Regions from separate parts of the Mus musculus genome. Here region 2 is linked to region 1. The links are chromatin loops, found by intact Hi-C in ENCODE. Cell type or tissue: heart. All regions are shown on one strand. Links, peaks and the distances in the headings refer to the core of each region. The heading gives the core; the rest is flanking DNA. Region 1 overlaps 4930471M09Rik (RIKEN cDNA 4930471M09 gene). Region 2 has its middle 1.6 kb from the start of Vmn1r54.

Evidence for each region. Peaks named below come from ENCODE experiments on the same cell type or tissue, not always from the same donor. Only the 100,000 strongest peaks of a DNase experiment are listed, where the experiment ranks them.
Region 2: a loop joins it to region 1, with 31 times the contacts of the local background. A loop is called at or near these places in 4 of 42 quality-filtered maps.

The regions. Positions count from the first base shown.
Region 1 is chr6:91,430,917-91,433,835 of GRCm38, forward strand. It overlaps 4930471M09Rik (RIKEN cDNA 4930471M09 gene), which reads right to left. Exons shown (of 3, transcript NR_045980.1): 2 at 1,874-1,920; 3 at 1-114. Among named protein-coding and RNA genes, the nearest start is that of 4930471M09Rik, 8.5 kb to the right of the region's middle. In heart, for the core only: no CTCF peak of the experiment used is centred there; no DNase peak of the experiment used is centred there; H3K27me3 peaks cover 1,891 bases.
Region 2 is chr6:90,266,003-90,268,921 of GRCm38, forward strand. No RefSeq gene overlaps it. Among named protein-coding and RNA genes, the nearest start is that of Vmn1r54, 1.6 kb to the right of the region's middle. In heart, for the core only: no CTCF peak of the experiment used is centred there; no DNase peak of the experiment used is centred there.

The DNA of each region.
Region 1 (2,919 bases), core at 177-2,676:
CAGATCATGCAGCGCCAGCTAAAGGCTCAGAGCAGGAGGCCTACAGGTGTGCTCAGCGCAGATGAACTGGTTGCCAATACCGATGACGTGAGTTTGGTTCCTGGAATTTACGTTCTGGAAGGGAAGAACCAACACTGAGGACCCCAAGAAGTGCGTTGTGGTATGCATACCTCTGCACCCCTCCACACACACAAAATAAAGAAATGAAAAGAAAGAAACCAGAGCTAAGGGAGATGGTCAGTTTAAATAATGAGAACTAGTGCCTGGAGAGAAGGCTTCATGCTTAAGAGCCCTTGCTGCTCTTTCAGAGAACACAGGCTCCTTCACAGTGCCCACACAGCATCCCCAAATCACCTGTAGACTCAGTTTTAGGGGATCCACAAAAAACAATTCTGAGGTCCACAGGCACGAATGTGGTGAAAATACATATATGTGTGGAAAACACTCAGACACATAAAATAAAATGTTTAAAAATGGAGATCTTCTAACTAAAATTGTATAGCATCGTAAAGAAAATGTCAACTTTATTTAAGATTCATAGTGTAATAATTGAAGAGTAATAGTAATAATAGCGTTTTAACTTAAGTTTTACTGAGTGACTCCCCTTAAATTATCGTTGTCTTTTTTCATTAATTTATTTTTTATTTCCTTTAAATAACACATGGTCTTGATTTCCTAATCTTATTCTCAGTAAGAAGAGTCAGAAACAAATCTACAGGAGAGAGAGAGAGAGAGAGAGAGAGAGAGAGAGAGAGAGAGAGAGACAGACAGACAGACAGAGAGAGAGACAGAGACAGAAAGAGAGCTTTAACACTCCACCCCCACAACACTATGCAAAACTCTGCAAATGGTTCATTTCAGCATCTGTAACCAGGATAGTGAACTCTGTTACCTTCCTTTTAATTTACAAGCTACAGCTGCAAACTCTGATTTAGGAAAATGGGAACAATCTCATAAAACCATGACTTTAGGGGATGAGGCATTTAAACTATTGGAAAATGTTGCTCTTCTGGAGGTGAACATCCAGAACACATCCAGACACTCCCTTAATATTTACTCTTAATCCAAAACAATGAAGGTAAAGTTAGTTAGAAGGAAGCACCCATGTTTGAAAGCGATGTCTAATTGAGTGGCAGACAAAGTGACACGTCAGAGAAAAATTTACAGAATAGAATATGCCCAACTCCCAGGAGAAGAGAGAGGAAAGGGAAGCTACTTAAGGGAGAATCAGACAATGCAGGAAGAAAAGAGTACAGTACGGGAATACAGGAGAGTTCGTGGGGACGTCACAGTAGAGATGAGAGGGAGAGTAGAGCAGGACAGAGGGAGCAGGGAGAGAGTGTAACAGGGAGTTACAGGGAAAGATTGAAGAGAGAACGAGCTAGACACAGGTAAAGACAGATGCCTCCTTGATCCAGAAGACTGACCTAGAAGGGGGCATGCCATCTTGCCACCACTAGTGCCAAGGAGAGACACAGCTGACATTTCTGCAGCCATCCTGCTATCTGCTAATACTGTTCCACACTTTTGTCAATCAGACATGCAAAGCAAACGTATGTGGTATAAGCATCTTTAAATGATATATGATGGGAAGAAGTGTAAAAAATATCTTCTAGACTGGTCATTTCATGGGGAGCAGTCTGGTGAAGATAAACTCTTCAGAAACCATAGGAGTCCTCTGGCTTGTCCCCTCCCAGCTGAGTCTTCTCTGCTCACACCAATCCAGCAGAGCACGGCCTCAGAAGTCAGGGACAAAAACTGTCCACACTCAGCAATGTCATTTAAGACAGACACATCCCTCAATCAGAAAAGTTATGGTTGTCTGTCCCATGGCTGTCCTAGGATAACCTGTTGTATTGTGAGCCCAAATCACCTTTTGCACAGTCGAAAACACAGTTTGGTTCAGAAACTCTTGACAATCTGTATATAAAGAAATAAAAGTGACATGAGTTAGGGAAAATGGTCCTGCATGAAGAGTGTAGAAAAAGAAAGATTTAATAAACATACCAAAAAAACAGAATGCGCATGATGGGAGAAATGACCCAGAGAAACCTGAGGCTTTCGTTGTTAGAGCCAGCCATAAGCTGTCAGCCTAAAAGATGACAGTGTTAGCTTGCCCTGCACTGCAGTGTTCAAAGAAGCCAGGATTGCAGACACAGTGCCACCCTGCAGTTACTGCAATCAGGGAGAGCCCTGTAGTGCCTTGCATCACCAAAGGAGCTTCACACAGATGACAAATGCTCAGGCAGTGGTGGTGCATGCTTTTGATCTCAGCACTTGGAAGGCAGAAGCAAGTGGATCTAGACACTAGAGAAGAATGGCTGGTTCATCGGGGAAGACAAAACCATCACCCAGCAGATGCCAGCACCATTTCCAGAGATGCCAGAAGTAAATGACTTGTGGGAATGTGACGGGCAAACCACGAAGAGCCCTTGGGCTGAGGGAGGGCAGCTGTTTTTGAAAGACTGTGTAAGAATTGTTTTTTAAATCTTAAAGCCTTTGTAGCTGTGTCTTTTTGCTTATAATGGCAGTGGGAATGTTACCTGGTGTTTCTAAATCAACCTCCAAAAACAGTAGGAACAGATACCCAGCAAGGCAGCATGGCACAGACTCCAGCCATCAACATGGACCTTGCACAGTGCTGCAGTACAACCTCCTTCCCTCATCACCCAGTGACGCCTCCTGGGAGGCTGGGCCTTGCTGCTAAGCAGCTCTAACCTCCCTCCCAGTGCATTCAGTGCATCAGGAACAAGAGGAGTCCATTCCATTCCATCTCTTCACAAAGTTTCAGAGATGAGACAACAGCAATAACAACAACAACCAAAAACAAAAAACCCAACAACTAAAGATCACACAACTTGCAAAATGCAGAGGCTTCAACCTGGGAAAACTGAGTGTCCTTGCATGGAAGATGAAAAT
Region 2 (2,919 bases), core at 123-2,622, 1.2 Mb before region 1:
TAATAAAAAAAATAAATACAGTTGCTCTAGTAATGGCAAGGGACAAAAATTGCCCTATTCAAAAAGGACAGATTTGGGATTGTTGACTGCTAAGCTCTGCCAAGACAGAGTAAGCTACTCCTTTATATTACTGCTTTATTTCAGGATCTTCCAGGTGGCTCTGGGCCAGAAGGTTGAAGACAGATGCTCTGACATTTTGAGGAATAGGGAATTTTCCAGGTAGCCAGCTGTCTCTACAATTTGTTTAAGTTTCAGAAGCTATATTTTTGTGCTTCCTAAATGTCTGGGTAATATTTAATTCATTCTCAGATTTCTGATGGGGTTGTGTGGGTCTGGGTACCAGAGGTTTTCCATGGAGATCTCTGTCCAGGCCTGGTGCGAGGGTTCCAGCGAAGGGAAGTGAGTGTAGGCAGGGAGTCTCTGCGGTGCCTTCCAGATGGCTCAGTAACTCTGAAAGGCTCTGAACTGAGTTGGGTCAGGCCGGGCCCCACGAGAAGCCAACTCTCCAGTGAGGAGTGTGGTGGGAACTCAGGTGGTTCTTTGGGAGAGACGATCTCTTCCCAAGTGTTACAAACAGATCTTGGAACCAAAGACTCAGAGGAAGTAGTTCTCACACACCTTTAATTCCCTGGATGGATTTATATGCAGTACTAGGGGTGATTCAGAGTTCAACAGCAGGTACCTCTCATTGGCTTGTACTGAGAGTTTGGGGGAACCTTATTTGCATGTGGGAAGGCTTGGTGCTGGTTCCTATGTGACTGATAGCCACGCATCTCTCCTGTGGAGGCTATGGGGGTAGTAACTTCAACAGGAGCCAGGAGTCCAGGAGACATGATCGAACACCTTCTGTCCCATGTAGGTGGAAATTACCATGCACTGTGTCCCACCGGGGTTCAAGACCTAAGCTCGACTGGAGACCAAGCTGTCTGTGTGTAGCCTGTTGCTCCACGGGGTTGAAGACGAGTTATGATCTCACAATTGAACTTAAGCTATTTACCATTGAAGAAGGTGTTCTAGGTGTAAAAGATGGTTTTCAGATGATAATACAAGTTGAAATCAAACATGACTTGGGTACAGAATTGTAACTAATTAAGTTAGAGTAGATGATAGAATACTTTATCTAAATTGTCAGGTATGATGGACTGGATGTTAATTGTATATCGTACTTTGTAATATACATAATTGTTATAGTTATGTTCAATTTATGTCTGAGAAAAGGTAAGATGTTCAGGATTGGATCCAATGCTTTGACTTAAACTGGCCCTCAAAATCAGAAATCTGCTTGTCCAATCACTTAAGGTCCTTATCCCCAGTTGGTTTTTGATCTATCAATAAAGAGCCAATGACCAGTGGCTGGGCAGGAAGACTGAAGCAAGATCTTTAGATTTGCTCAGGCTAAGAACTGAGAGAAAGGAAGAGAGACAATCACCATAATTCAGAGGTAGACGGATCAGATTTATTGCTGCAGAAGGAAAATCATCTGGAATGTAGGTGAGAAGGAATGTGGCTCCCAAAGGGGTTGCCCAGAAGTGTCTTGGGCAGCAGAGACTAGTGATCCACCTAGGAGGAACCAGAACAACAAAGATAAAATATAGAATTAGAGGGCATTAAGCCAATATTACAGGAGGGAAATATGTGCTAGATGGGAGGATTAGAATTGCCCAATCTTTGAGCTAGTCAAGGCATTTTAAAATAACTGGTGTGTGTGTGTGTGTGTGTGTGTGTGTGTGTGTGTGTGTGTGTGTCTTTCAATCACAAATCCGTATTGCTCCTGAATGGGTGCATGTATGTGACCTGCTGAGAACACGACCCACCAAGAGCCAAAGTGCTGTAGCCAACTGCTGCTACAAGATCTTCTGGTGTACATCTGAGGCTTGGGTTGCCTGAGTGTGAGAAATATCACTTCTTCTGCAAGGATATATGGAATCCTAGATAGCTGTGCAGCCCATCTTTCAGAATGGGTTGCATAATTCTTCTTTCACTAAAACCTTAAAATGGGAATAGCCCTGAACCTATTATAATTATTAAAAAAAATTACAAAATTTAGACTATGTTCCCACCAGTCTCTGATAACTGGCTGCTTCCCACAGAGGCCTTTGTTCTACTGTGATATCAGCACACATCTCAGATGCAGTTACAAGGCGGGATTCACAGAAAACACCTGAAATGCTCCCAGAAAGAGATTGGAAAGGAATTGCTCAGGGATTCTACTGCCTTCATATTTAATCTTCTCTGTTTCAGGCTGGGACAGAACTGATCGGTTGTTGTTAAAACTGCATTAACTCTCCCAAGTCATAAACATAAGGAATCTCACAGGAATAAAGCCAGCAGCAGACACTTTTGCAGAGTTCACCCTGTGCAGAAAACACCTCAGGCTTGGTATGTGGACTTCACCTTCCTTTACATGGAGAGTATCCCTGACACAGGCCACAACTGTCCATATGGTGTAAAGGAAGTGACTGCAGCTCGGCCTCAGAGTGCTCAGGGTCACACACAGAAGAAATGGCAGATGATGGGTAGGAAGGGAAACAGTCTGGATTCCCACACATCAGTGATCCCTGCAGAGCCACACAAAGGGCACTAGGTCTGCTGTAAATGAGCACAAACAAAGATAGACTGGAATAAACTGACTCTGGGCCTGTTTAAGCCAGGGAGAGTGTTTCATGTGTGGGTCTCATTTCTACTTTCTTGCAATCTTTATTGAACTTCACCAAAAACTGTATAGCTGCTATGTGCCTGACAATCAAGATCATACAGATGAAAGACAGCTAGGACATTGCTTTTTCCTCAGGAAATCTCAAATGTGAATCAATAGGAAAAGAAATATTCCCATGACACATGGCAGTTTAATATGTAAGAAAGCTTATGTACAGGTAGGGCGCATGACTATTGGAATGGCAGAAAGAGTGGACATGGCTT